Regions from separate parts of the Homo sapiens genome. Here region 2 is linked to region 1. Evidence: chromatin loops called from intact Hi-C (ENCODE). Cell type or tissue: Calu3. All regions are shown on one strand. Links, peaks and the distances in the headings refer to the core of each region. The heading gives the core; the rest is flanking DNA. Region 1 has its middle 26 kb from the start of AMOT. Region 2 holds the start of LHFPL1 (LHFPL tetraspan subfamily member 1).

Region 1 (16,232 bases), core at 3,612-11,611:
AACCAGTACATTAAATTATAGCAGAGTTGATCAGTGCCTTGTAGCACTGTGTAATACTGCACATACTCAAATTGCATCAAACAAAGCCACAAGGATAGTTGAAAAATGAAAACAAAAACAAAATGGTTACTTAGCATCAAGTAGACCCTGAGATAGCCCCCAGGTTTTTCTTTTAAATTCAGTTTCCTTTTGAACTGGACGAACCCATTCAGGAAGTGAAATAGCCTAAAAATGTTCTAGAAGTTTCTCAGAGATTTCTTCAGTGACCTTTCCTAAGACTTGACAAAAAAATGCTTCCACCCAACACTGCAAGTTTCTTCTTTCTACCAGCTCAGAAAGTGCCTGTCACATTTCAAAACATGTGCTAGAGACCAATGAGATTTTAGTTAAATTTGCTTAAGGATGATAAACACTCATTTTAAAAACACTGGGCTCATTTATATATGATTGCTCAAGCTGTTAAAGTGAAAAACTCTCTTGAAAAAAACAGATTTCCTTTGGGCTGTGTATTGACAAATACTAGTTTGGCTAATTGTGTTTGTTTGGATGGATTTTAATCCTGAATGACTAATCAAACCGCCATTTCATAGACCACATGTATATGAATTTCAAAATATCCTTGCTATGCATACTTGATATCCCATGCAACCATTTTTAATATATTTGTTCTATGTTATACTGACATCTATGGACCCCATAAGAGAAATTCAGCTTTTTAGAAAAATTCTGTTAGCTGCTTATAAGCAACTTAAAATGTGGCTCAACCTGGTAGACTAATGGTCCTAATCTATTGTGTGTGGGCAACTAGTTGATCTTTGAACCTTATCACTTTTTTCAAAATCATTATGGAGTTCTTCTCTCTACCTACAATCAAAACTTAAGGGAGAGGGAATGAGTGAATCACCTTAGTAAAGAATTAGGGCATCTTGGCCGGGCGCGGTGGCTCATGCCTATAATCCCAGCACTTTGGGAGGCTGAGGAAGGCAGATCACGAGGTCAGGAGATCGAGACCATCCTGGCTAACACGGTGAAACCCCGTCTCTACTAAAAATACAAAAAAAAAAATTAGCCGGGCATGGTGGTGGGCGCCCGTAGTCCCAGCTACTTGGGAGGCCGAGGCAGGAGAATGGCATGAACCCGGGAGGTGGAGCTTGCAGTGAGCCGAGATCGCACCACTGGACTCCAGCCTGGGCGACAGAGCAAGACTCCGTCTCAAAAAAAAAAAAAAAAAAAAAAGAAAAAGAATTCAGACATCTTAAATAAAAGAGTGGTCCTTATTGATGAGACAGTAAGGGGGATCCTGTCAGTGCACTTGTATCCATTTATAGTATTAATTCAATAAGATTTATTATTGTAATTACTGTATACTGAACACTGAGCTAACAACTAGGGGTACAATGACTAAAGATATACTGGTCCTGTCCCCCAAGGAAGTCCCAATCTAATGGAGGAGACAAAGTACAAAAACATATAAAATACAAGAGAGGATGATAAGTACTATGACAGATAGAGTGTTTTTGTCAGGATAGGCTAAATGCTACAACAAATCTCAAAATTTCAGTGGCGTAAGTCAGTAAAGATTTTTTTGCTCATTTGAGTCAAAGCCCAATGTGGTCAGTAGGAGCAGAGGAGCATCTAATCCAGCTAGTCATTTAAAGACTGAGACTCCTTCAGTCTTATAATGCTACCATCTTCAATGCATGGTCTCCAAGTTCATTGTGAAGAGGAAAGAGAGAGTGTAAAGAAAACATATCCACTCCTACCTGCTTCAACCCAGAAGAGACACATCACTTCTGTTCACATTCTATAGGGGAGAACCAGTCACAGTGCCCCATTTAGACAAAGGGAGACTGGGAAAGATATTTCAGCTCTGTTCCTAAGAAAAGAAAAGAATCTTGGTGGACAACTATTGATAACTAGATGTAACTGGTAGTAACTAACTTGTTAACTAAAGGTAACTAAAGATAACTAGAAGAAGCCAAGATGCAAAAAACAAACAAAACCAAAATCCTCTCGAATCTAACTTATTTCATGTTAAAATCATAGTGACAACTACAGAAAACTAGAAAAAATAGAGGATCATCTTAACTAGTAACTAGCTAACTAGATAATTAGAATAACTGGAATAAGCCAAGAAACTCACGATGATATTTTCATCTCAACTCTAATTTCTCATCTCTTGCTTGAATAACTAGGGATAACTAGATGTAACTAACGTTGATTAGATAAATAATGAATTAGAGATAACTAGAGTAAACCAAGAAGCTAAAAAGTATTCCTCTTAAATCTAACTTTTCATTTCTTATTAGAAGAGCGAGCGAGAAGTATAGAAAACAAAAAACAGAGAAATGACACGATTAGTTAACTAGTAACAAGCAAACTAATAGCTAAATATTATAGACAACAAGAATAACTGAAGCTTAGAAGATCAGAAACACACATTCCAATCAATTATAACATCCTATTTCTTATTTAAATAACTGAGAGTAACTAGATATTAGTAGTGGTAAATAGGTAAATAGTTAACTAGAGATAACAAGAATAACTAGAGGCAGCCCCAAAAAACTGAAAAAAAAAAAAAAAACTGAAAAACACATTTCTCGCCAATTTAATTTATTACTCCCACTTTCTGAGCATTGTCCACCTCTCTATTTCCTCGTTGTTGTAATGTGTCCCCTATTAGGATACCCCATTGTTTCATTGTAAATCCTATCTGCTTCTACTGATGTTGAAGACCAATTCCTTCACTGGATGGCTACGTCCAAAACATCTGCTCCATTACTAGTTGGAGTATAATACTGCTAGATTGGTGCTCAGTGGTGGGCCACAGAGAGCCAGGTATGAAGTGTTGCCCTGTTTACACAAAAGGAGGAGGGGTTGCTGGAGCACAGACTATATCTGGGATACGGAGGGAGCCAGACGACCAGTTTGAACATGGCCATTATAGGAAAGTACATTTTCAAATGACAGCAACCCAAATTAAAGTCACTTGGGAAAAAAACCAAAATGATTGGGTTATCTAACTGGGAAGTCTAAGGTAGATATGGCATATTTGAGCCAGATGCTGAAATGATACCATCAAGAATATTTCTGTCCATCTTTTGCTTTCCTTTATTTGTTGGCCCCATTCTCTTCTCCTAAGATAGATTTTTCCATATGGCAGGAATGATGCCTGTTTGTGGCTCCCTTTCTTATTCTAGATTTATGACCTCAAAAGTAAGGCCAATTTTCTCTAGATCAAAATTGAAAATTTCAAGGAAGGAATCTGATGGGCTAAGCTTGGTCACATACTCAACCCAGAGTAATTAGTGTAGTTACAGAAATGGAGTTTTATGTTTGAATGGGCTTGGGTCAGCACCCAAGCCCTGTGACCAATGAGATAGAGCACTATGATTAGCAGCTGCCTCAACAAAATCACATGATTGTACAGCACAAGGAGCAGTTCCACCAAATGAGGTAAGGGTGCTGGACAGAAAAACCAGGTATATCCACTACAGCATCCAAGCGCTTGTAATCAAAGGTTTTTGAGCAGACAGGTCCAGACCTCTACTGAGATGTCCTCTGGGGGTTTGTCATGGATTGGAACTAAGCTTATTCTAAGGTATTGCTTGCTGAAGGATATTTCTGCTGTTAGAATATTTGTCAGGTGGTCATCTATGATGAAAACAGCATTGGAAACAGTTGGAATTGGAAGATACAAAGATGAAAACCACATTTGGTGTAGAGTGAAGTATTCTTGATAGATATGTAATGTGGTCAGTGTAAGAGACATCCAGTGAGGGTAGTAAGGCTACCTGCATATTTTGCTATAGCAGGTATAGAAATTGAGTCATTGCTCAAAAATCTGGGACTGATGTACGAAGATAAGTTTGTAATCAGTAAGATGTCAAAGAGAGACTTTCTAGATCCAAGAGCTGAATTTAGATAGAAAGCAGAACATTTACCTAAGGATGCATATTTGTGCAACCTATTTTTAAGAGAATCTAGTTTCAACGTAATGGATGGCATCATAGCCCCAAAGTCATGAGTCATCCATATCCATGATCAAATCCAGAATTATGAAGGCCCATGTTCAAAATAGTTTTGGATATATTAAATTATATAATAGATATTAAGTGCTTAACACAATCAGCACATTTTTTTTTTTTTTGAGATGGAGTCTCGCTCTGTTGCCCAGGCTGGAGTGCAATGGCCTGATCTCGGCTCACTGCAAGCTCCACCTCCCGGGTTCATGCCATTCTCCTGCCTCAGCCTCCCAAGTAGCTGGGACTACAGGTGCCCACCACCACGCCTGGCTAATTTTTTGTATTTTTAGTAGAGACGGGGTTTCACTGTGTTAGCCAGGGTGGTCTCGATCTCCTGACCTTGTGATCTGCCCACCTCAGCCTCCCAAAGTGCTGGGATTACCGGCGTGAGCCACAGCATCCGGCCACACAATCAGCACATATTAAATGTTCTCATAATAATGAGAGCCAATGGTTCTCTCATTATTATTATTGTGTGCATGGCATCATGCCAGGTATTTTAGATACATTATGTGACAATAATCCTATTTAGATCAATATTGTTACAATATTTTAAATAATTTGCTAAGATAACATAAATTTTTATTTGCAGAGTTGGAATTTAGCCTAGGTCTATCTGACTCCAAAGCTTGTGTTCTTACCATTACGCCACAGGGCTCCCATGAAATGCTGGTAACATCCTATGAAACCTAGAAAGACTAGGTACAACTGTCTACCACTTCCTACTTCCCACTGCAGTTTCATAAGTATTATTGAGACTTTAATGTCATCACTCTCCAGGATAGATAACTGATATTTCTTATCCATGACTTCTTAGACTACATTTCCTCTCACCTAGGTCTCTGAAAGACATTCAAATTGATATAAACATGAAAGGAAGATTAGAAGAAAACTACCTTCCAGACTGAATACAATGTGCACCAGTTCAGACACTGTACTATCCATAACAGCCTTGAAGTCTTTCAGAAATTCATGAAAGTTGTATTTCATTATGTACTAGAAGAGTGTGTGGTTATCAGTCTACTTTAGCAATAATGGGATGTACTCCAATGTTATTGCTTGAGTGAATAGAACATCACATTCTGGACAGATCTAGTGGGAGCATCAATTCTATAAAGAACTCCAGAAATGTCAATTTAACCTTCTAATGTCAGGTTTCTTACCTTGTAAGGAATTCAGATGTCAACTCCAAAATACCATACCATACTCTAAGCACCAAAAATATACCATGTAATACCTAGTCTTTCTAGGTTTCATGGGATGTTACCAACATTGCATGGGAGGCCCGTGGCATGTGGTTGCTATAACCAAGCCAAGACGCTACCTACACACTGTGCTTCTGTGTTTTATAGAACACTAGAGTCCCACCACACATTGATAGATAGATAGATAGATAGATAGATAGATAGATAGATAGATAGATAGATATTGCTAGGGAGAAAAGAAAATATATATGGTGGTCAAAATATCTGGGAAATAGTGGTTTAAATGTTCAATAGGGCCAGGTGCGGTGGCTCATGCCTGTAATCCCTACCCTTTGGGAGGCCAAGGCAGGAGGATTGCTTGAACCCAGGTCTATTGTCAAGACCAGCTTAGGCAATATAGTGAGACCCCATTTCTGCAAAAAAATATGAGACTTAGCTGGGCATGGTGATGCATGCCTATAGTCTCAACTACTAAAGAGGCTGAAGTGGGCGATAGCTTGAGCCCAGGAGGTCAAGGCTGCAGTGAGCCAATATTGTGCCACTGCACTCCAGCCTGGGCAACAAAGCAAGGGCCCATCTCAAAAATAAAAATAAATAAATAAATAATAAGTGTTCAACAGGTTTATTACTTATTAAATTCTCAGAGATTTTAACAAGCTTATGTGCTATAAATCTTTAGGAGAAGCATCTACTATGAACTGTTTTCAAATCCATTTGACCAGGAATTTTTTTGCTTGCTTGTTTTTGATGACTATGTGCTAACATACTACAGAAAACCAGTATGTTTCCATGAAATACAGTTTAGAGGATAGGTTACACACCCTCCCCAGGCCTTGCTGTGCTGAGTTCACTGATAGAGGCTGGGCTTCCTGTTTCCAGAGCACACTCCTGTTCTCTCACTGGCACAGAAACTCTTTTCTCCATTCCAGTCTTTATGGCATTAACCCTGACCTCTTGCTTAATTCTTGTCAGATTCCTCTCCTTGGGGACTGTCGATGATTAAGTGATAAAGTATGATGAGTAAATGACATGGCCTATGTTTTAAGAGGTAAATTACACATGTAAAACACTCAACGCACTGTCATTTGGCATATACTCAGTAAATGTTAGTTTCTAAATAGATGTCAAAGATTTCTTTAGCAAAGCCGACATCCATCCCAGACTTTTTCTTTTCATTTTATACACTTTGGTGTTATTTGGAATTTTTAAAGCCGCAAACTTAAATTACCCTCATTTTAAAAATTATAATAACTAAATAAGCCAATCACAAAGAAAAAAAGCACTGTGTGATTCCACTTATGTGACATACCTGGAGCATTCACAGAGGCAGAACATACAATGGTGGTTACCAGGGGACATGGGGAGGAGGAAGCATTGAGTTAGTGTTTAATGGGTATAGACTTCTATCTAGGCTTGCAAGACGAAAAGAGTTCTGGAGATCAGTTGCACAAAAATGTGAATGTACTTAACACCTCTAAGCTATACATTTAAAAATGGTTGAGATGGTGAATTTTGCATTATATGTATTTTACCCCAATTAGCAATTTTAAAAATTAAAATTAAAATAAATAAATGAAAACATGTCTCTCCCTTCCTCTTGTCCTGCTTAAAAGTCTGCTTACCCTTTGTCCCCCACTTAACCTATTTTCCATATTGCCACTGCAGTGGTAAATCTGACCACAGTACTCCCCATTAATCACTATAGGATAAAATGCCAAGTTTTCAGCCTGACATGCAAGGCTCTTTAACTAAAGCCCCTACCTAGCTCCATCTCTTAACACTGCCCCATTTTGTACCTCTGATCAAGCCACACCACATTGCTCTTTTCAAAATGTGGTATTTCATGACTTCTTGTCTCTGCCTAAAATGACTTCTCAGAATCCTTTGTATGCCTGCTGAACACCTCATCTTTCAAGACTAGGCTTAGTGTCTGCTCTGTGGAGCTTTCTTTGACCAAGCAGAACACTGCCTCTTTTGTATCACCGCTCTACCTGGTAGAGCACTCTATCACTGCAGGTAGCATGCGGTATTGCAATGGTTTGTTTATGTCTGCATCCCTCAGTAGACTGAGAGGACCTCAAGGGCTCATTCATGTTTATATCCCCAGGGTTTAAAGCATGGTGCCTGCTACATAGGAATTGATTAATACATGGTTGTTGAGTAAGTAAATGAATGTATAGAAGTGGAAGCACAGATCTGAGAATTTTTATCCCTATTTTCACTACTACTATCAATAAAAACCCACAAAAATCCTTAAAGAAACTGTGTGTTCTCAGGGTAGCAGGCAGACCAATACCTGGTGATAGAAAAGAAAAAGGGTGGGAGCAGCCTCAAATGCCTAAAAGTGTCTGCCTTCCTTCTCTTTTCCTGTTCCTGAAGAGATCACCACTATCTTGGAGTCAGGGTTTGTTCTCTTTCACACTGCCTGCCTGATAAAGGATTGAGTAAGGGTAGGGAACAGTGCTGGAGGGGAGCCACCCCAGGAAAGGGGAATTTATTCTGGTCTTCCTATGTTGGATCAGAACTGTTTTTCTTTTCTTTTTTTTTTTTATTTTACTTTTTCTGGTTACATGTGCAGAATGTGCAGGTTTGTTACATAGGTATACATGTGCCACGGTGGTTTGCTGCACCTGTCAACCCATCATCTAGGTTTTAAGCCCCGTACGCATTAGGTATTTGTCCTAATGCTCTCCCTCCCCTAGACCCCCACCCCACCCTCACAGGCCCTGTGGTGTGATGTTCCCCTCCCTATGTCCATGTGTCCTCATTGCAGAACTGTTTTTCATAGAAATGTTATTATATATGATGTACTTAAAGCTTTACTTCAAGCACATTATAGGTTAAGTAGCCTTAGGTGGACTGGTTTGGGAATATCACCATAATTTATAACATTGTTTATATAGGAAATTTGTTTCTGAGTTCAAAAAAAAACAAACTTTTGGAACTCGACATGAGGACTTCCTGAATTCTTTTTGAAAATACAATAAGTGTGTCAATAGGAATCCAGAGATTTATGAAAATGAAGAGTTTTAATTAGCGGAAAAGTGATCACGGCAATATTTAGCTGTAACACTGTAGGCATTATGACTAATTTATACCAATCCTATTCTGTGGTTCTCAAATTACCCATTATTACAACTAGTCTTAAACTCTATAACAAGGTAATTTAAATAAAGTTTTAAAATGCAAGTTCCCATTTTAAACCCAGTCTCATAAAGGTCCAGCATCCAATACAGCCTGTGTTGTGTCATACATGATGCCTGCAACTTGCTTTAGGACACAAGCAGCCTGTAAAAGCGATACACCCTCTCTCAAGCACTTTAACAGCAAAATGTCAGGCCATGAAAATGACTCACTAACTTACAGTTTGTCATCAGGGTAAAATATTCCCTGAAATGAAACAGTCTTCTGTAGGAACCCTCTGTATGTAAACAGATGCATCTGAAACCCATATGACCTATATGGTTATTTCTGGCCATTCCCCTTCCCACATCCAAATGTTTGTGATATATTACTATGCAGTTGAAGGCTGCAAGGCAATATGCATGATTTGAGAGGAAACAGTTCATTTACTGACACTACACAGAAAAGTTGAAGAAAGAGGCTTTCTTTAAAAAAAAAAATAGAAGAATCTAAAACTGCTTTTAAGAATCACCAATTTTCCTGTTACAAAAAACAATCATAGATATCTGTCAAATACTAATGACAGTCTGTCAATCACACCCAACCCCACCCCTCCCTGTTTTCAAGAGCTTGTCTTCTTATTGTAAAACTAGCTTTTAACTTTTTCCAAAGCAACAGAATTATATTGCTGCTACGTGTGACTGAAATGTGTGACAGGTTGTTTGGATTGTAATTCCAAGGTCCCAGTTATGACCTATCAGCTAATACACTCTCCTTATTCAATAGAGCCTTGTGTCTACATAATGTCAAACAAATGGCAGGGCACTAAACAAATAATGAGCTGATTTAGTAACCTGTGGAGTGTCTCAGGTTATGCTGCACAGTAGGTTGGCAACTTGAGATTATTCTGAGAGGCACAGTGAGGCCTGCCCCATGGTAATACTGTGATATCGAGCGATTGTCTGGGCCATTGTCCCACATCTTGTCTGGGTACACAGTACTGAACATGGTAAACACATTCATTCACTAAATACTTGAATGAACCCTGAGGAAAGACTTTTAGATCTTTCTGAGATGGACTAAACTCACCTAGTTTTTTTCTTATTTTAACCAACCGATTCACACACATTCCAAGGAATGAACTACTCAAACAGCAGCAATATTTTCTTACATGTTCCCCCAGGGAAATCTTAGGCTATGGCAAATTAAGAGAATTGCTCTGTCTGTCTGGTGACTCAGGGCACGGCTGGATTAAAAGAAAACGATATATTAAGTTTGGGTCCTGGTGAGAGCAGGAGTGGGAAATGGCCTGAAGTGTTCAGGGAAGGTAACAAAGAAAACATGGGCCTTGGGGCCTGCTTTTTAAAACAGATGACACTTGTCCTCTCAAACTCTGCTTCTCTCTACCTCTGAATTCATGAAAGCATCTTTCTCTCCAATCCCAAAACATGATGTACACCTAGCCATTCTCCAAGTTCAACCTTCCTGACTTTCCTATGAACATTTATAACACGTATTGTCACATTCAGCATGGACAACTCTACTGACTAATATAGCTAGTACCATGGCTTGTCTACACAGCTGGATCATAACCTACCTGAAGAGAGGGGCATTGTCCTCTATTTCTCAGGATAACTGTGCAGTGCTGGGTAACTCTTCTCTTCCTGCTCCTGTTGGATGTTTTGACTCTCTCTTTGCTTACTAACATGCACAGGACCTTCTCACTGATTAAAAAGACAACAACAACAAAAACATGACTCTGCCTTCCCTAATGTTTTATCATCAATCTTCTTCTTTTCTTACTGTATTCCTTTCCCTAGATGAGATCATCCACTCTCAGGATTTCAACCATCAACTATGAAGATGGTTTGTAAGTGGCAATCTCCAGCCCTGATTTTGTCTTAGAATTCCAGTACTACCTCGCAAAACTGCCCTATGACTTGCATAATTTTCTGTCATCTCATACTTGGCCTAGGAATAAAATCCCCCTCCAACATCCAAACTGGTTTTTCTCCCCTGACATTCAGATTTCTACTAATGGAGCATGAGTCTCCATATTATCATATTAAGTTCAGTTTATTTCAGCAAATATTAACTGGGTGCTTCCCATGAACAAGACATTGAGCTCAGAAATCTTGCTAGCATATTTAAATCTTTCCTCTCATTTTGTGTTCAGTCTAACCTGAAGCTTAGTATGTTCTTCCTTTGAAATGTCACCTGTATCCAAATCTTCCTCTCTATTCCCCTTGTCCCCCACCTCAGCAGTCCCAGGACTCATGTTCTTACTATCCCTGTGTTATTACAGCCTTTTGGCTAGTTTCCATGCCAGTATCTCTCTTTTCTCGATTGCAGTGGTTCTCAAACTTTGCTGAATATTAGGAATATCTGGGGATCTTCTTAAAATCTTAAGGCCAAGGCTATATCCCATACTATTAAGTCAGAATCTCTGAGGTTAGGAGCCAGACATCAATATTTTGTAAATCTCCCCAGTTGATTTTAATGTGCAGTCAGGTTTGAGAACCCATGATTATTCCTCTCTACTCACTGTTGCCAGGACATTTACAAACACTGCTTCATTACGCAACTTACTGGTTCAGAAACCTTTAATAACCCCCCATTGACCAATTTCAAGGCTCTTTACATTCTGATTCAATACTAGCTCATGAAACCTATGCCTTCCCACCTCAATGACCATCCACTGGAATGCCTTTCCTCTGCTTATCCAAATCTTATTTGCCCTTTAAGGTCCAGTTTATTTAAAAAAAAAAAAAAGCGTTCCCCACTTTGGGAGTCCGAGGCGGGCGGATCACAAGGTCAGGAGTTCAAGACCAGCCTGGCCAATATGTTGAAACCCCGTCTCTACTAAAAATACAAAAAAAATTAGCCGGGCATTGTGGCACACGCCTGTAATCCCAGCTACTCAGGAGGCTGAGGCAGGAGAATTGCTTGAACCCGGGAGGTGGAGGTTGCCGTGAGCTGAGATCGCGCCACTGCACTCCAGCCTGGACGACAGAGGAAGACTCCGTCTCAAAACAAAAACAAACAAACAAACTAACAAACAAAAAAAGCAGTCCCTGAGGAATCTAGACCACAATGATTATCTCCCCTCTGGACACTGAAGCACTTTTTGCCTATATAGTCCTTTCCTAACTATCACCTTGCAGTAATATTTTCTGCTCTTATGTCTCATTTTCAAACTAGTTTGTATGGTTTTGAGGACATAGTCTATATCTACCATATGACCCCTACTGTACCTACTGTACAGTGCTGCAGCGCTATGAAAATTATAGACATTCAATAAATATATACAATGGTTTATGTCCATCCAATCATAAAGAATATTTCAATCCACATGTAACTAATCTTAAATGTTTGTGCCATGTTGTAATATAATAAAATTAGGCAGTATGCTTAATATTCTCGACTTTTTTTTTTTTTTGAGACACAGTCTCGCTCTGTCGCCTAGGCTGCAGTGCAGTGGCGCGATCTTGACTCACTGCAGGCTCTGTCTGCACCCCCAGATTCATGCCATTCTCCTGCCTCAGCCTCCCGAGTAGCTGGGACTACAGGCGCCCGCCACCATGCCCGGCTAATTTTTTTGTATTTTTAGTAGAGACAGGGTTTCACAGTGCTCGCCAGGATGGTCTCGATCTCATGACCTCGTGATCCGCCTGCCTCAGCCTCCCAAAGTGCTGGGATTACAGGCGTCAGCCACCACGGTGGGCCAATATTCTCTACTTTTTGTCAGTAGACAGACGAACAGAAAAGAGGATATCTCTCTGAGATGGGGCTGCTTGTCTTGAATACCTCCTGACTGAGTATATTCAAAGGATGTAAATAGACTGCATGTAATAAACCCAAAGGAGGATATTAACAAGTCAACATTTCCTGTTCACGTGGGAATGCCAATTCCATTTATCAAAGATAGAAACATTATTCTTTTAGTCTGATCCTCCCTTTTCGGCTCCTCACGGCCCGAGACTATCATCACTAGTGGAGCCAAGAAAAGAGAGAAAACCCTCCCACTGACCTTCAGACCACTGGGTCAGAAAGTTAGGCTAACAATAAAGATTTTTATGTTCAGAAATGTTTAAATGGGCTATTTGTAACTGGAGGTAGCTATGGGTCACGTAAAAAGCAGGAGGCCTGGAGTCAGAGGAGCTGGGTTCAAATCCCAGCTCTGTCACTAAATAGTCCTGTGACTTTAAGCAAGTCACCAAGCCTCTCTGAAACTCAGTTTCTTCATCAGAAAAATGGGATGGGTAATAAATAGCATAGTATTTGGGAGATTATTAAATAATACATTATATGTGACTGTCCCTAGCACATAGTAGGTACTCAGTAAACATTAGCAGATTTGAATAAGAAGGTTAAAATAATCAGGCTGGGCACAGTGGCTTACGCCTGTAATCCCAGGACCTTGGGAGGCCAAGGCGGGCGGATCACTTGAGGTCAGAAGTTCAAAACCAGCCTGGCCAACATGGTGAAACGCCATCTCTACTAAAAAAAAAAAAAATTAGCTGGGCATGGTGGCGGGTGCCTGTAATCCTAGCTACTTGGGAGGCTGAGGCAAGAGAATCCCTTGGTCCCTGGAGGCAGAGGTTGCACTGAGTCAAGATCACGTCACTGCACTCCAGCCTGGGTGACAGAGTGAGACTCTGTTTCAAAAAAAAAAAAAAAAAGAAGGCTAAAATATGTTATTTGCACATTTAGCATCAAATGTAAATATTTTAACAAAAGGGAGCCATCCAGCTCCCCAAGAAAGATCCATACATTTTTAAAAATGAGCGTCTTGTTTGGAAATAATTTCAAACTTAGAAAAATTACAAGAATAAAACGGCACAAAGAATACTCACCTATACTTTACCCATGATAATAACCCTATTATAAACATTTTACCCCATTTGCTTTATCATTTTTATCTGTCTATCTAAATTTCCAAATCATTTGGGAGTAAATCGCATACATCACGGCCTGTTGCCTCTAACTGCTTTGATGTATATTTCCTAGCTATGAGCATATTGTCTTACATACCACAGTGCGGTTAATAATTTCAGCAATATCAACATCAGTCCAATATTTTATCTAGTCTACTAACTCTTTTCCAGTTTTGTCAATTGGCCCAATAATGCCCTCTATAGGATGTTGCTCCCCTCCCATATGAGATTCAGGCTAGGATAAGGTATTTCATTTAATTGTCATGTCTCTTTAGCCCCATTTTATCTGGAACATTTCCACAGCAGTCCTTTGTCTTTTATGACAATGGATGTTCCATAAATTTTAAAATTGAAACTGAGTACTTTCACAAAGTATAGCAGTTAAGGGCATAGACTCTGAGGCCAGACTGGCTGAATTAGAATCCTACCCCTGCCACCAATTATCTGTGTAACCTTAAGCAAGTTACTTAATGTCTCTGTGCCTCAGCTTTTTCATAAAAAATGGGGCTGATAATGCTACTTCATGGGGTTGTTGTGAAGATCAAATAAATTAGCACACATAAGACATTTGGAAAGTGCTTACCACATGGTAAGTGCTCAATAATGTTACATATTAATATTATTATAATTCCAATGCCAAATCAAACCTACCCAAATTTACTGAGTACCTCTTACATGCAAGGTATTTTACTAAGACCAAGTCATATGTACCACACCAATTACAAAGTCATAGAATGTTGGACTTAAAAAGAGCTTAACGATTATGGGTTCTTAATTTTTATTTTTATCACAGCCCCCAGAGAATCTGGTAAAAATCTATAAACAGACTTCCCTGCCTGTGCCCCCCCTCCCCCCGCAAACACACACACACACACACACACACACACACACACACACACACGGTAGTGGTTTGAATGGTTGTTCCCAGAAAGATATGTTCACATCCTAATCTCCAGAACATGTGAATGTGACCTTATTTAGAAAAAGAGACTTTGCAGATGTAATTAAATTAAGGATCTTGAGATGAGGCAATCATCTTGGATTATTCAGTCGGGCCCTCAATCAGGTGGCAAGTGTCCTTCTAAGAAACACACAGGCAAGATAGAAGAGAAGGAAGCAATGTGAAAATAGAGGTAGAGACTGGAGTGATATAGCCACAAGTCAAGACATTCTGGCAGTTACCAGAAGCTGGAAGAGGCAAAAAACAGACTCTCTCCTAGAGCCTCTGGAGGAAGCTTGACCCTCCTGACCCTTTGATTTCTGACTTCTGGTATCCAGAACGGTGAGAAAATAAATTTCTGTGCTAATTTGTTATAGCAGCCTCAGTAAATTAATACAAATACACATATTCACTCACAATTTGGTAGACTTCAGCTAGTCTGTGGATCCCGGGTTGAGAAACCCTACTTTCATCCTACTTTATAATTTACCAATCAGGAACCAGATTCAGATAGACCCATAGCTAAGTATTGAACTAGAGGGAGGGAGGGCTGATGGTGGCAACCCCAAGGCCCTGATATGGGATGAGATATGGCTGATCTCAGGAAACACAACCTAACTAGCCAGGCCTAGCAAATCAAGGGACAGGGCTGGAACGTTTTCCCTGCACTTCATCAGCATCTCAGTCCTTCTTGCTTCCTCAAGAGCCATCTTTTCCACCACCATCAATATTTGCAAACTAGAGAAAATAAACATAGTTACACCGAAAGAATTTGAACAAAGAACACTTGCACAAAGAAAGTAAACAAACCTTAAACAATGGGGAGGGTATGCCATTTGTCCAAGTAAATTAAGATATTGAAAACATGACCATTCAAACAAAGATTGTACAAAGAAAGTTAGACAGAAAAAGTGAGAGCTTGACTATAATAGAGATCAAGCCCAAAGCTAGGTCTGGAAAAAGATTGTTCCCTAAACTTAATAACCAAAAAATGCTGTTAGGAGCCTGGGTTCATTTGGACCCTGTGGGTTAAATTGTGTCACTAAAAAGATGTGTTGAAATCCTAATCCCAGTACCTGTGAACATGACCTATTTTGAAAATAGGGTCTTTGCAGATGTAATCAAGTTAAGATGAGGTCACTGGGGTAAGCCCTAATCCAAATATGACTAATGTCCTTTTAAGAAGAGGAGAAGAAACAGAGAGAGACACAGAGAGGAGAATCCCATGCAGAGACACAGAGACACACAGAAGGAAGACAGCCATGTAAAGATGGAGGCAGACATTGGAGTGATCCTGCCACAAGCCAAGGAATATCTGGGGTTACTTGTAGCTAGAAGAACCAAGGAAGAATCCTCCCCTAGGAGCTTCAGAGAGAACCTGGCCCTGCCAGCACCTTGATTTGGGGCTTCGGGCCTCTAGAACTGTGACAAAATAATTTCTGTTGCTTTAAACCACCCAGTTTGTCTCACTTAGTTATGGCAGCGCTAGAAAACTAATACCAGCCCTTACTTGGGAATCCAAAAGACATTTACCGAATAACTAACATGTGCCAGGCACTATGCTAAGCCCTGGGAAAATACAAAGATAAGACAGGCCATTTTCTTGCTTTAAAGCTGACTTCAGTTTTCTGTGATGGAGTAGGTAATTTCTAGGGCCCCACAGATGCCTTTCTCTGTCCTGTGACCTGCAACCATATCTAGTTTTTGTCTTATTTGCTCATGTATGCAGAGTATGTAAGTGCTTTAAAGACAAGATGTCTCCTGGCATTTCTGACTACTCTACATAATATTTATCCAAGAACACAGTCATTCAGACAGCTCCTTCTTCTTTTTAAGGTTCCAAGGGAAGGGGAATGGGGAAGGGGAAAGGGAGAAGGTTCCAGGATAGCTTTCATTTTATTTCCTGCCCATATATTTCCTGGTAAAGCCATATTACCAATGACATCTCCCCTGCTATAAAATGAGTAGCTCCTCACACACTTTATCAAACTCTGTACATGGA
Region 2 (16,232 bases), core at 6,626-14,625, 190 kb after region 1:
TTGCCCTTTGGTTTCTTGTGGTCACCTTCAGCCATCCTGACTGTATTGTTCCCTAGTCCATCTCATGTGTTTCTATTTGTATTATCCTAATGACTAATAATTTTGAGCATCCTCTCATGTAGTTATTGACCTTTTGCATATATTCTTTGTAGAAATATCTACTCCAGTCTTTGGGGTGTCTTAAAATTAGGTTGCCTTCACGTTCTTTATATATTCTAGATACTAGGCCCTTATCAGATATATGATTTGAAAACATTCCCCCCCCCCATGTGGGTTATCTTTTCACTCTCTTGATAGTGTCCTTTGATACACAGAAGCTTTTAATTTTGAAGTGCAATTTATCTTTTTTTCTTTTGTTGCTTGTGCTTTTGGTGTCATATCTAAAACACATTGCCTGATTCAAGGTCACAATGATTTATACCTATGTATGCTGTGAGGTTTATGATTTTAGCTCTTATATTGAATTCTTTGATACATTTTAAATTAATTTCTGTATATGGTGTGAGATGAGGTAGAGGTTCAACTTTATTCTTTTGCATATAAATATACAGTTGTCCTTAACCTGCTTTTTGTTCCTTAAACGCGTTGATCATTTGTATAACTTGAGGTTTCCTTATTTGCTGTTTCCTTTGCTTGGAATTTTCTTACCTCTCTTCCTTGTATGGCTGGCTTCTGACTTTTTAGGTCTCATGTGAAATACCACCTTATCAGAGGGTCCTAACTACCCCATCTAATCTAAAGTTGTCCTTATTCCCACTCCAACACTCTATCCTATCACCAAATTTTATTTTTGTTTTAAAACTTATCTCTCTACTTCATTAATGTTCACTTGTTTTATTGGCTGTCTTTCCTACTAATATGTGAGCTCTGCGAGAGCAAGAATCTTGTCTGTCCTGTTATCATTGTCTTTCTAGTCTCTGACACATAATAGGTGGTCAACAAATTATTATAGAATGAATGTAGTGGTCCCACAAGTAGTAGTAATACTAATAACAATTACCTCAAAATTATTTTGCTACTTAATGATTTGTTCCCATAGTATAATGATAATTTTTAAAATTTTTTAAACTTTTTTCCCTAGAATTAAGTCCTGAGAAGGGTGAAAGTGGTGGCCCAAGGTGAAAGAGAGAATCTTTGATTTGTGGAGCAATTCTCACAGCAATAATTTAGCTTGTGGTATCCCACAAGAGTAAAGGGAGAAAGACACAAGAGACACATGGTTTGAAGCTACTCAAGGCCAAATTCAAGGTGCTTGGACCTGCTTCCAGCCTCCCTGTATTTCCTCAAAGTTTGTCTAAATTCAAGAAAGAAAACCAGGTGGTACCAGAGTTGATGGCTCTTTGCCAAGCACAGCAAGTATCAGCCATTGAGTCGCCCCTTAGAACTCATTAAAAATGAAAAAGAATGATTAAGGAAGCTGGAAATACTGTTTCATTTCTGAGTAAGATTGGTTTCTCACAGCTCATCCCTAGTTACCACCGGACAATAGTTGGTCGATACAGCACTTAAAGCTGGAAGGATGTGTAACCACTTTGCCCCCAGTCCCCACATCCTTCCTGAGCCACTTCTTCCTGAGCCACCTCTTGTCCTTGAGAAGCTGTGGTATGTGGGAAACAGGGTGGTTGGAGGAGGTCTGACCAATCTTTGTCTCCTTCACAAGTCCTTGTTTCTTTACCTATCCCTTAAGTGTGAGTGTTTCTCAGGGTTGCTCCTGTCCCTGGCCCTCGTATTTGACAAATACCTTTGTTCTATCATCTACCCTTAGGCTTGTATTTTCCACACATGAACTTTCAGCCTGGAACTTTCCCCTGAGCCCTAGACCCATATAACTATGTTTATTGTACATCTCCACTGGGATGTACAGAGATGCTTTGAACCTAATAGCCAAGCTGATCTCAATAATTTACTGATCCTCACTGTCCACTACCAGGGAGAAAGAGTGTGGAGAGGTGGGGATACTGCTGTGTGCCTGTGTTCTTATTTTCATGAAGGATATATCTATGCACCGATTTTCTCAAAGCAGAAATTTAGGATTCATAAAATATTTCTCCCTTTCCCTTACACCCTTTTGGACCCTGCCTTCTGTCCTCATCCAGCCTTTCTTCTTTCTCCAGGTTTTTTTTTTTTTTTCTGAATCTGTTACTCAACAGACCTAAGAGCTCTGTGGCTTTGGAAAAGTCATTTAACTTTTCTAAGCTTCAGTTTCCTGCTCTGAAAATGGGGGTAATGTTTATTTCATAAGTTTATTGTGAGGATCAACTTTACTATTCAAATTTTAGGAATCATTACTCATTAAAAGGCAAGGCCTGCTTGCAAGGATTAGGCAATGTTTGCCTGTAATTCCCAGCAAATATTCTTAATGACAGCCTCCTGGGCAGATCTTCTAAATAGAAGGCATGTTAGAATCCACCAATGTGCCTATGATTTCCCCAGAGATCAGAATTACATACCAAGAAGTGATGAAACGAAGTTGTTTGGCTGTCAATTGCTTTACTCATTGCTGCCAAGAAAACATGGTTTATATTGTAGGTCACTAGGCAAATGCCCAAATGTGCTCTGGGGTGGTCGTAAGCCAGCACCCAAATACTTAGCCAGAGAACAAAGCTGAGGTTTATAGAGTAGGGCTTTTCTTATTGTATCATCTTTGCTTCCTGCAGCTGTTGCTTCATGGGATTTGGTGGGCAAGTAGTCTAGTTTGTAGAACTGCCTCCGCTGGCCAGCCACTGGCCCTATCAGATTTCCCCGTAGAAAAGGTTGCTATGTATTTTCTGAGCTCTGTGTCTCATTTCCTGAGCATTTTTTGGGGGATGGGGGAGGCTATCTTGTAGCCTTCACTTTTCCTTCAGCCTCTAAGCGAGCACTGAAATGGCAGAAGACATGTTCATCCTTTTAGCTGTTTTGATGTCCTTCTGTGGTGTGGTTGCCCAGGTTTTTTGGAGGAGCCTGGATGGCTATACTATTCAGCAAAGCCAGGAAACTATTGTAATGCTGTAATAACCAACGAGATGCCTAGAAACCAAAGTCTTTGTGAGTGAGGTCCCAAAATTGACAAAGCTCCATGACTTGCTTTAGGAGACAGAGGCAAGAACAATAATTTCTTGGTTCTGGAATGCTGTTTCTCTTGTTTCACTGAATTTTCTAAAACTGAGTTTTAGAAAAAATTCTCCATGAAATGAATTAGGGTGGTCTGGAAAATCAGCCATGCCACCAATGGCCACTCTTCCACATGATTTGGCTGACTGAGAAGAGAGGGATGTTTATGTTAGAAAGTCTTTGAAAGACACTGATGGCTTTGTGGTAAGAGAGGTGGGATGAGGAAGAATGACAGAGGAAATACTGTTGAGAAAGTTGGGAGAGGATTTGTTCTTTCAGCTCTCTGGACCATCATTTAGGACACTGCCTGAAGAGTAAAATTCTACTCAAATCTTCATTAACTGGACCATGAGAGAGTGGACTTTCTGTTCCTAAGCAAACCAATCCCATAATTAGTTCAGCATTGAGGTACTTTTAATACAGGGGCCCAAGGTATATAGAATTCTGGTATATAGGACTTTTTGAGTTTTGTATTTAAATGGGCAAAAACTGGAAGCATTCCCTTTGAAAACTGGCACAAGACAGGGGTGCCCTCTCTCACCACTCCTATTCAGCATAGTGTTGAAAGTTCTGGCTAGGGCAATCAGGCAGGAGAAAGAAATAAAGGGTATCCAATTAGGAAAACAGGAAGTCAAATTGTCCCTGTTTGCAGATGACATGACTGTATATTTAAAAAACCCCATCGTCTCAGCCCAAAGTCTCCTTAAGCTGATAAGCAACTTCAGCAAAGTCTCAGGATACAAAATCAATGTACAAAAATCACAAGCATTCCTATACACCAATAACAGACAAACAGAGAGCCAAATCATGAGTGAACTCCCATTCACAATTGCTTCAAACAGAATACAATACCTAGGAATCCAACTTACAAGGGATGTGAAGGACCTCTTCAAGGAGAACTACAAACCACTGCTCAACGAAATAAAAGATGACACAAACAAATGGAAGAACATTCCATGCTCATGGATAGGAAGAATGAACAATGTGAAAATGGCCATACTGCCCAAGGTAATTTATAGATTCAATGCCATCCCCATCAAGCTACCAATGACTTTCCTCACAGAATTGGAAAAAACTACTTTAAAGTTCATATGGAACCAAAAAAGAGCCTGCATTGCCAAGACAATCCTAAGCCAAAAGAACAAAGCTGGAAGCATCACACTACCTGACTTCAAACTATACTACAAGGCTACAGTAACCAAAACAGCATGGAACTTTTACCAAAACAGAGATATAGACCAATGGAACAGAATAGAGCCCCCAGAAATAATACCACACATCTACAACCATCTGATCTTTGACAAACCTGACAAAAACAAGAAATGGGGAAAGGATTCCCTATTTAATAAATGGTGCTGGGAAAACTGGCTAGCCATATGTAGAAAGCTGAAACTGGATCCCTTCCTTACATCTTACACAAAAATTAATTCAAGATGGATTAAAGACTTACTTGTTAGACCTAAAACCATAAAAACCCTGGAAGAAAACCTAGGCAATACCATTCAGGACATAGGCATGGGCAAGGACTTCATGACTGAAACACCAAAAGCAATGGCAACAAAAGCCAAAATTGACAAATGGGATCTAATTAAACTAAAGAGCTTCTGTACAGCAAAAGAAACTACCATCAGAGTGAACAGGCAACCTACAGAATGGGAGAAAATGTTTGCAATTTACCCATCTGACAAAGGGCTAATATCAGAAGCTACAAAGAACTTAAACAAATTTACAAGCAAAATCAAGCAACCCCATCAAAAAGTGGGCAAAGGATATGAACAGACACTTCTCAAAAGAAGACATTTATGCAGCCAACAGATGCATGAAAAAATGCTCATCATCACTGGCCATCAGAGAAATGCAAATCAAAACCACAATGAGATACCATCTCACACCAGTTAGAATGGCGATCATTAAAAACTCAGGAAACAACAGGTGCTGGAGAGGATGTGGAGAAACAGGAACACTTTTACACTGTTGGTGGGACTGTAAACTAGTTCAACCATTGTGGAAGACAGTGTGGTGATTCCTCAAGGATCTAGAACGAGAAATACCATTTGACCCAGCCATCCCATCACTGGGCATATACCCAAAGGATTATAAATCATGCTGCTATAAAGACACATGCACACGTTATGTTTATTGCAGCACTATTCACAATAGCAAAGACTTGGAACCAACCCAAATGTCTAACAATGATAGACTGGATTAAGAAAATGTGGCACATATACACCATGGAATACTATGCAGCCATAAAAAATGATGAGTTCATGTCCTTTGTAGGGACATGGATGAAGCTGGAAACCATGATTCTGAGCAAACTATCGCAAGGACAAAAAACCAAACACCGCATGTTCTCACTCATAGGTGGGAATTGAACAATGAGAACACTTGGACACAGGGTGGGGAACATCACAGACCAGGGTCTCTTGTGGGCTACGGGGAGGGAGGAGGGATAGCATTAGGAGATATACCTAATGTAAATGAAGAGTTAATGGGTGCAGCACACCAACATGGCACATGTATACATATGTAACAAACCTGCACATTGTGCACATGTACCCTAGAACTTAAAGTATAATAATAAAAAAAGAGTTTTGTATTAACATCTTGATGGAAATTTTCACTAAATCTGTTTTCATTTATTTAATTATTTATTTTGAGATGGAATCTCACTCTGTCGCCCAGGCTGGAGTGCAGTGATGTGATCTCGGCTCACTGCAACCTCCACCTCCCAGGTTCAAATGATTCTCCTTCCTCAGCCTCCCGAGTAGCTGGGATTGCAGGTGCCCACCAGCATGCCCAGCCAATTTTTGTACTTTTAGTAGAGATGGGGTTTCAACATGTTGGCTAAACTAGTCTCAAACTCCTGACCTCAAGTGATCCACCTGCCTCGGCCTCCCCAAGTGCTGGAATTACAAGCATGAGCTACCGCGCCTGGCCACTAAATCTGTTTGTATTGGTACATAATACATGTACATATTTTCAGAGCACAAATGATAATTTGATACATTCATATAATGTGTAAAGATTAAATCAGGGTAATTGGAACATCTATTGCCTTAAATAATTCTCTTTTCTTTATCTTAGGAACATTTGAATTATTCTCTGCTAGCTATTTGGAAGTGTACAATAGATTAATGTTAACTATAGTCACCATACTGATCTATCACACACTAGGTCTTATTCTAACTGTATATTTATACCCATTGGCCAACCTGTACTCATCCTCCTTCCCCGCTGGTTTCCGAGGCCTCTGGTAATCATCAATCTACTCTCTATCTTCCTAAATCTGTTTTTTTAAAGTTTACTTAAACATAAATATGCTTACAGAAAGATACTCATAGTAGTGTGAATATAATGCAATTTAGTTTAACTTACCCTATTCAATTTGGACCCAAAATTTGGTACATGATTTTAGTTAAAAAAAGGATTTGCAATCTGTTTTATTTTCATCTACTATAAATATAATAAAAATCCTCCCTCAAAAGCTGTTAAAGCAGGCAGCAAGATCCATGAGCAAATTTATTTTTGGTTTACTTCTGAATAATACACAAATTGCACTGCAAAAGCTTAAAAGTTGGTGCAGCAAAATATTTTTGAAATGCATTTTAAAATATATTTTGAAACATATTGTGTAGTGGAGAGAAGCCTATGTGTAACATATGAAACAACTATAACAGCAATCCCATTTTTGTTAATATTGTGTGTAGCTTATAAATCTACACAGACCAAGATAGAAGTAACTTCTTGAATCCGAGTTCCAGTGGTATGCTGAAGCTGGCTTGTAGCAGCTTCTAAGAATCGATTGTGTGTATCTCTTCCCAATTCTACTTTTACTGATGTCAAGCTGGTAGCTTGAAATTGGCTGTGATGGGAGTATTTATACTATGGCAATCAGCAGATGCCACAAATCAGGGCTCTTTTGCAGCCCTCCACCTCCCACCTCCTGAAGCCAGTTACTAAATGTTTACCAACACACCACATCACTGCTTAACACTATCAGTTCATCCTTCGAGGTCAAAAAGGAAACTCAACAAAAGAGTTATTGGTTCTCATTTTTATATACTAAAGAAATATAAGTTTCATCTCTAGGTTTTCAATCTATAACTGAAACTATAGTTTAGGCAAGGAGTACCTTCCATATCCAATCTGTATTGGTGACAGGTCATGGAGTTCACATGGTTTTAAATTTGCAAACACATATATACAAATTTCCCGAAGTTCAAGGGCAATGGGATTCTAGAAATGATTTTTTTTACAAAATAAATGCTTCTGTCTTGGAAGACTAGAACAGAACATACTAATAAGAGAAGAAGACGCTCTGACAAAAGAGGAAAAAATAACTTAAAATATGTTGGAAAACAACATCAACAGAGGTTCAAAGGATAATTAACAGAAAAATATATTTTCATAAAACTACCAAATGTTTGGCTTAGCTGAATTCCTGTGTGTTGCTAACTCACAGGGAATAGATTTTAACTAGTGTGGGTTAACTGGCACCTTAACAAAGCTGACAGCAAGCAGCATTTATTTTTATTTCACAATTTTCCCTTCCTTTCCAACCTCTTTCTCCTCGTAATCAACACAATGTCTCTACTATAATATACTGATGTGTGTTTAACCAGGGGTCAACATCTTTTCTCCGTAAAGAGTCACTTAGTAAATATTTTTAGGCTTTGTGGACCATAAGATCTCTGTCACAACTACTCAACTCTGCAAGTGTAGCATGAAAGCAGCCATAGATGATACATAAGTGAATAAACAGTGGGAGTGTGCCAATAAAACTTTACAAAAACAGACAGCCTACTGGATTTGGCATGCACAGTCTCCGGCTTGCTGACCCCTTGTCTAGACTGCAAAATGCTGTGGGGGTGTTCATCTCATTTGGGAAATGCTATTGTATACAACAGTGTTTGGCAAATGAAGGATGGGGATGGGGGTATATATCAGAATCACCTGTTACCCATATCTTACCCTTGCAGAATCTCTTATTCCAGACTGATTGAAGGCAGGATTTAGGTATTCCCTAGTTTCCTTTCCAATACCCATTTTAGCACCATCCTGTCCCCTAAATACATTACAAGAAGTGTTCCTTTCTCAAGCCTTTCCACATAATCTTACGAAAGCAAGGCTGAAGAGCATTTTTAATTGAAAACATATCAAGAGCCACAAGATGCAAGCAATTTTTTTCTGAGAGAGCGTTCAACTGTTAAGAACAGGAAATAAAATTTTGTCCAATAAATTAGATTATTATTTATTATACACTTAAGTGTCTATAGAGAAAAGAGGATAAAAGAGGAAAGTAAAATGGTATTCTTCTTAGAGTTTCAAATAATGATAGGTTCCCCAAATGACAGGTGTAGTCACTAAGCAAAGGGCAATATTTACTGCTGTGCATAGAGTGGGGATCATCTATTTTTTATATGTCAACATTTTCAGCCGTATCTCACACAGTTACTACGTGTCAGTTAATATTAACCTATATTTAATGAAGGAGGGCCTAACATTTCTTTTTACATAATCCTATGTCTGAAGCAATGGTTCTTAAGGGAATGACAGCTGGGAGGTTATAAAACTTAGTTGGGGGGCTTACACTGCCAAAAGTCTAACATTCCACCTAAGGAGTCATCTGTGCTTCCCCCAGAAACATGATGGCCTCAGTAAGCCATGATTACAGATGGGAATGGATTTATCACTGTGTTGTAGAACAAAACGGTAAAAATTGCTGATGGAAAGTTGCTAGATAGACAAATACATGCATGAATATAGGATCATATCACTGATAAAAGGCAGGACACAGGTGGTATACACAGAAGGCAGGAGAAACTTTGTAAGTTCATTAAATAATCACGGTACAATTAATATGTTAATTTACGGTCATATTTTGAATTATTGCCACAACATGCTAGAAAATAGGCCTAATCACCTTTGTAGCATTCTGGTGAGGGAACTGGGCCATCAGAGAAGCATGGATACTTTGGATCAGTCCAGTGTGCTCTGTTAATGTAACCATTCTTCCTTCTAAATCATTTGGATTTGTTCAGCAAAGTTCCCCATTCACAGGCCATCTAGGAGGGGAAAAGAGACATGTACGAAAATAATAATAATAATAATGATACTAGGTAGAAGATAATAAGTTTCCCCAAATATGAAGTGTCAGGGACATTCACAGGTGGGAAATATGACATCGGGTTGGAGTAGAACATCAGGCAAAGCTCCATTCATCTCCAGACCACTCAGCTCTTTTCCCAAGCAGAGTAGCAGTTATTAGTGCACTGGGATAAATTAAACACTGACTTTTGATTGTATTATTACTATAAAAATATATTAGTTATTCCTTTCAATGTATGATTTCCACAAATTCTGAAATGTAAGCTCATTACATCTTGGAGCCAAAGATTGCTCTGCTGGAGCATCTTCCCCATCAGGCAATGGAAATCAGTTTGGGGAGAAGAGGTTGTTCTGTCTTATTCTATTTAGGCATGTGTTCTCTCAGTCACTTCTAGCCACATGGGTCTGCTACCTACCATGGTAGAGATTATCTAGGGCATTGGAGGAAAATTAGAGAAAATCTCTGTTCCTCAGCAGGCTTTTGGGCAGCAAGTGAGGAAGTAAGATAACGCAGTTCAAGCGCGGGCATGCCTGCGCGCATGCGCGCGCGCTCGCGCGGACACACATACACACACACGCGCGCGCGCGCGCGCGCGCGCACACACACACACACACACACAGAGCTGCTTTGTCCGCTGTGAGGTTGGAGGTTTGGGGACTCTGTGCCCACTAAGCTACTTTCTATTTCAAGTGCCTGTATGTCTGAGGCTGGGTTTGAAGCCTCCAGCGTGTTTGGAGTTAATCCCCATTAGGTTGGACTCCGCCCCTTTCTCCCAAAGGTAAAGCAAGGTTTTCAGGCATCACTGCAAAGGGCAGCTAGTATTCCCATCCTTGTCTAACAAGCTGTAAGGAGAAGTTGTTTCTGAGATCTGAGCCTGAAGAGAGGGAACAAGTCAGTCAGCCTTCGTGGTCAGAAGGTAAATATGCAACTTGGGCCAAATGCAATTCAAACAGCTGGATAAGAAACTGCTTTGCTCTCCCCTTGCTCAGCCCCCCCTTCTCCCCTTCCTTTCTCAGGTTTCCTGTCCTTTCATCTCAAAGCTCAGAGAAGCCGTTTTCTACCCGAGGGCAGCCTGGTGCTTTTTTATTTCTTCATAGTCCGTTGTTTGCACAGAGGCTAAGATGAATCAGGGCTGGATTCCTATTTCATATTGACAAGATTTGAGGACCTAAGGGTTAAGTGCTAGTTGGTTTCCCCAGGGGAGTTGGTAACCTGAGGAGATGAAGTGCCTGTTTCTGGGAGTGGAGAGAGTGATTTTGTTATGACCTGTCTATACAAGTAAAAATGGATCCGGTTTGCTAATGTGGTAGGTTGATCTCCTGGATTTGCCTAAATCTAAGGGGTTATGCGACGGAAATGGGGTAATGAAGTTAAACTGAAATGCAAATATTGAGGCCTCTCAGGCTGGAAATAAAAGAATGCATCCATTTGGTAAATATTTATGAGTTCCTACTATGTGCCAAGGCATGACAATTTCCAGAAGAACCTGAAATACTTAAACTATAAATCCATTCTTGCAAAGAACACTTGGCCAAGTGGTTTCATTTTGTGGTGGGGAACTGAAAATAGAATGAAGCCTAGGGGTGAGGAAAAATCACCCATGGAGTGGTTGTGGGGAGAGAAAGGGGAAAGGAGAGATGTTCTAAATCTTAGGTGGTTTCAAGTCTTTTCCATTACTTATGAGAGAATAGGGTCTTTTCTGGTAGAAAGGGAGAGAATTGATACCTACTCTGGTGTTAGGTATAGTGCAGATGTTTCACTTGAATTTTATGCTTAATCATTTCCATTTTATAAATGAAACCAAAACTCAGAGGTTTTAAGTGATCTTTTTATGTGCATATAGCCTGTAAGGGGCAGACCTCAGGACTCTGTCTCTGATCTGATTCCAAAATTGTGACTTTTCCACTAAAACAGTATTCCTCAATCATTAGTTCCCATTAGAATAAATTGAGGATTTTTAACAATATGAATTCCCATAAATTCGAATTCAGTGAATCAAGGAGGGGGTGACATAGTCTGCATTTTGAACAAGCATTGAAAGTGATTCTGAACAAGCATTGAAAGTGATTCTGTTGAGACAAACATTCTTGATATACCATGCTGCCTCTCAACTTCTCTGAAGTGATTGGAAAAGCAATCAGCCCATCTTCTTCCCATATGGGCCAGATTCACTCAATAGAAGTGGTCAGCTGTGGTGACATTTTATTCCCAGCTTATACAATGGAGTGGAGAGACTAATGGGCAACAATAACAGGGCTGGGGTTTAGGGCTTAACAATGTCTTGCCAGGGATCTTGATAGGGGTAGTTTCTAACCAGCTGAGAGTGTGAGATAGAACTCGTAGCCAACCAGCTTATCACTGAAGATGATGGCACCTGTCTAGCCAGAATAAGAACTGAGATGAAGATCTCTCATTGGTACCTCACTTTTAAAATCATAGGATAGATGGGGAGCTCAAGGAGCAGCATCTTGGGGAGAGGGAAGGAGAGAGAAGCTCATATGAAATTTGGGGAGGTTATTCCAGTTCCTACCTTTCCAGTCTCAAACTCTGGAGAAAGGAAATAGCCCAGGGCCTGATGTGGAGGTTCTTTTTATGAGCTCTCTTTGTCTCTGCATGGTCAAATATATTTATTTAGAGTTGATCATTTCAAAGTTATCAATTGCTCAGTTAGTCCTTTCTCTCCACTTAGTCTCTGGCTTCCTGCCTTTTAATGCCTTACCTGCTTGTGAGCATTCCCACCTCTGGATGGAGAGATGCAAATAAACACATAAACTCACCCAACACAGTTTTGCTGGTCTTTCTACCCCAAACTAAAAAAGGAGGGAAGGAAGAAGAAGGCCCAGAAAGAAGTTCAGCAAACATGAAATCTGAGGAATTTGAAATAAAAGACACAAGTCAAAAGAGAGATCTTCTTAGAGTCACCAAGATGAGTGAGTACATCATGAGATGATTTCAGGCACAGGAGAACTCAGAGCACTTCTCATAATGGAGATAGCCAGAGGAGAAGAAACCCCTGAGGGAGACAGGTAGCAGAACATGAGGAGAGAAATGTTTGGGGAGTAGCAGTATTTTTTTTTTTTTTTGAAGCTTTGTCTGAAACAGAAAGATCTAGCATGGTCAGGCTGCTTATATACCCAACTTGATATAAGGAGTCACATCGGTCCAACACGTTTCTCTGGAGCAGGACTCTATTTACCCACTGGAAACATATGCCTGCATATCTCATTCATTTCCTAGGGAAGTCTCAACTCTGAGTAAGATGTATTTGTAACAGGATTGGCAGGAAGACAATGCACACTGTCTGGGGGCGTGAGGAGAAAGGCCTGTTCACGTTCCTTTGCCAACACCAGTGCCAAGAAAGCTGCTCTTCACAGACCAGTCCTAAACCAGCAGTCTTGCAGGCATGTTTCCCTCAGCAGCTGTTAAGTCACTGACTCCCTTTCTTACCACTTCATGTTCTAGTCTTTAATTTGCTTACTGTTTTGCCTGTACCCTCTTACCCTGGGAAAGGCAGTGCTTTCCTTAACTCAGAAGTTGCACAACAAGCTCAAGTGGAAACAAAAGGATTTGTGTCTTTTTCTGTGGGTACTGGGGAGGAGGTGATACAGGAAGGAATAGCTTTGTTTTTCTCCACCAAGAGAAATATAAAAGCAACGTTTCACTTTCATTGATACTTCATTGTAAGTGCCCATACATTAGTAGGTATACAAGAAAGTGAAAAAAGTGAGAACAAATGATTAAAGGCTTGGCAATTGGACACCACAGGGAGAGGGAGAATGCTCATTATGGGGAAAAAGGCTAAAGGTCTCCTGCTAGCAATCTGAGTTGATGAAGGGCTCTCATTTGGAAGATGGTGGCTAGCTGTTCTCCATTACCTCTGAGGACCCAACAAAAGGATCTGGCCTTAGGTTGCAACAAGAAAAGTTTATAAAGGCATATAACAAATTATTTATTGACGGTGAGAGTTGTTAAGCTACTAAGAGATATTATAGATTTCCCTTTCCTAGAGTTCTTTAAAAGTAATGGAGATAACCATTTGCCATGTATGGTTTAGGTGGGTTTCCTGCATCATATAGGTTGAGGTGACTTCTACCCACGAGGCTGTGCTAGAATGGCTAGCATTATCTCTAAAGATGAGCAAACATTAGGCTTTAGTAAGGATAGCAAATTCAGAACAGAACTCATATTTTTATCCTATTTATTACAACTTTCTGGCAACATCCACTGCATCTCATACAACCAATCTCGGAAACAGGCTTGCGGCCCATCTAGCAGATTTAAAAACCTGAGGAATGAGGGATAATGTGACACCTAAAGAGAGAGGTTCAACTGCAATCCTATCAATGCCTGGTAACTTGACCACTCTACAAGAGCATCAGGGTGAGTTCTTGGTTCCTGAAATCCAGTGTGGCTGTTTGGCTGGATATTCCAGGACAGGGAAACAAAGCTGTTACATACATGAAGTATACAACAGGAATTAAGATAGAATAAAATATAGCATTGTTTGTGATTTCTAGTTATGTAAATATAAAGCGACTTAACCGGTTTCTGGGAATGAACTTGGATTGCTTTGGAGGGTTGTCATGAAGGAGATTACTCCATTGCAGGTGGCATAACTAAAAGCATTTTCTAGAATACACTTCACTGTCCACCACATGTGAACATAAAGCAGTGTGTGAACAGACTCCATGTGCCCTGCAGCCTCTCTATCCAGCCACAAGGGAAGTTGGGCTGAGACTCATATTGTGTTCAGAAGCTATTAAGTAATTGGATCTCTGAGATCTCTTTCTTGATTGCGTTCAAGTCAAGTCGATGATTTAGAAAGGTTTGCATTTAAAGTGTATAAGCTTCATATCTTCAATGTTTAATTCCATAGTCACTTTTAACTTTATATTGTTTGAGTCCTGAAAAGAGAATATTAGAGAATTATCTGTGGCAGTGATTCTTAACCTGCTGTCCACGGATTGTGCTAGCCCACAACATCTCTAGTCCTAAATAGGGTGACCATTTCATCCAAGGTTTTTTGGGACTTTCCTGGTTTTATCACTAAAAATTCCACATCCCAGGAAACCCCTGAGTCCCAGGAAAACTGACATAGTTGGTCACCCTAGTCATAAATGAAATAAGGACTATGCGTTTTTCCTAAAGTTGAAAGTACTTCATCTAAATTCTGAAGGACAATGAGTTTTTCTAAAGCTAAACACATTTAATTTAAATTGAATTTTGAGAATTTGTCTTCCTATGTCTTGGCTTCAAAACGTCGCTTTTAAACTGAAATCATGGTGACAGTAGTTGATAGTATTGTAGTTTAATTTAACAGCTTCATTTGTCACAGGTGAGGACAACCATATATTACAACCCCTCCCCTCATTTCTACTGTAGTCACGGCACTACACAGAGATAGTCCGTTCCTCTGCCTTAAGTTCTCTGCCCCTCCTACTGGTTGTTATATTGGGACTTTTTAAAAAATTTTATTTTTCCATAAGTTATTGGGGGTACAGGTGATATTTGGTTACATGAGTAAGTTCTTTAGTGGTGATTTGTGAGATTTTGGCGCACCCATCACCCGAGTAGTATACACTGCACCGTATTTGTAATCTTTTATCCCTCGCCTTCCCCCCAAGTCCCCAAAGTCCCCAAAGTCTATTGTGTCATTCTTATGCCTTTGCATCCTCATAGCTTAGCTCCCACATATCCGTGAGAAATATGATGTTCAGTTTTCCATTCCTGAGTTACATCACTTAGAATAATAGTCTCCAATCTCATCCAGGTCGCTGCAATAATGACTTCTTTTTCTCTAGGCAGATACCCAGTAGTGGGATTGCTGGATCAAATGGTAGTTCTACTTTTAGTTCTTTAGGGAATCTCCACACTGTTTTCTATAGTGGCTGTGCTAGTGTACATTCCCACCACCAGTGTAGAAGTGTTCCCTGTTCACTGCATCCATGCCAACATTTACTGTTTTTTGATTTTTTGATTATGGCCATTCTTGCAGGAGAAAGGTGGCATTGCATTGTGGTTTTGATTTGCATTTCCCTGATCATTAGTGATGTTGAGCATTTTTTCATATATCTGTTGGCCATTTGTATATCTTTTTTAATAATTGTCTATTCATGTCTTTAGCCTACTTTCTGATGGGATTTTTTTTTTCTTACTGATTTGTTTGAGTTCGTTGTAGATTCTGGATATTAGTACTTTGTCAGATGTATAGATTGTGAAGATTTTCTCTCTCTGTGGGTTGTCTGCTTACTCTGCTGACTGTTCCTTTTGCTGTGCAAAAGCTCTTTAGTTCAATTAGGTCCCCGCTATTTATCTTTGTTTTTATTGCATTTGCTTTTGGGTTCTTGGTCATGAAATCCTTGCCTAAGCCAATGTCTAGAAGGGTTTTTTCAATGTTATCTTCTAGAATCTTTATGGTTTCATGTCTTGGGTTTAAGTCCTTATTCCATCCTCAGTTGATTTTTGTATAAGGTGAGAGATAAGGATCCAGTTTCATTCTCCTACATGTGGCTAGCCAATTATCCCAGCACTAGTTGTTGAAAAGGATGTCCTTTCCCCACTTTATGTTTTTGTTTGCTTTGTTGAAGATCAGTTGGCTGTATTTGGGTTTTTCTGGGTTCTCTATTCTGTTCCATTGGTCTATGCGCCTATTTTTATACCAGTGCCACGCTGTTTTGGTGACTATGGCCTTATAGTATAGTTTGAAATCAGGTAGTATGATGCTTCCAGATTTGTTCTTTTTGCTTCATACTGGGACTTTTCATCTCCAGGTGATGATGTCCATGAGGGACATTCGGAGTTAGTTTTGACTACAAGTGCTGAGATTGAAAGAAATTATATACTTGCCCTGATGGTGTTTGCACTATGTCTGGAGAAATTGGGTTTCCTTCTGTCTTCAATATTTTTTGAAAATCTCTATGGGAAATCATGGAGGCTTTTAATTGTAATACTTTTGGGGTAATACTGTAGGGGAAGGCTTCAGGTAAAAGAAAAGTGAGAAATTATGGCTTTGCCGTTGAATCACTGT

The links. Peaks named below come from ENCODE experiments on the same cell type or tissue, not always from the same donor. Only the 100,000 strongest peaks of a DNase experiment are listed, where the experiment ranks them.
Region 2: a loop joins it to region 1, with 5 times the contacts of the local background. A loop is called at or near these places in 1 of 110 quality-filtered maps.

The regions. Positions count from the first base shown.
Region 1 is chrX:112,858,746-112,874,977 of GRCh38, reverse strand. No RefSeq gene overlaps it. Among named protein-coding and RNA genes, the nearest start is that of AMOT, 26 kb to the right of the region's middle. In Calu3, for the core only: no CTCF peak of the experiment used is centred there; a DNase peak (open chromatin) is centred at 7,237.
Region 2 is chrX:112,673,718-112,689,949 of GRCh38, reverse strand. LHFPL1 (LHFPL tetraspan subfamily member 1) reads left to right here and starts at 10,012. Exons shown (of 4, transcript NM_178175.4): 1 at 10,012-10,121. It also overlaps the pseudogene HMGB3P30. In Calu3, for the core only: no CTCF peak of the experiment used is centred there; a DNase peak (open chromatin) is centred at 9,799.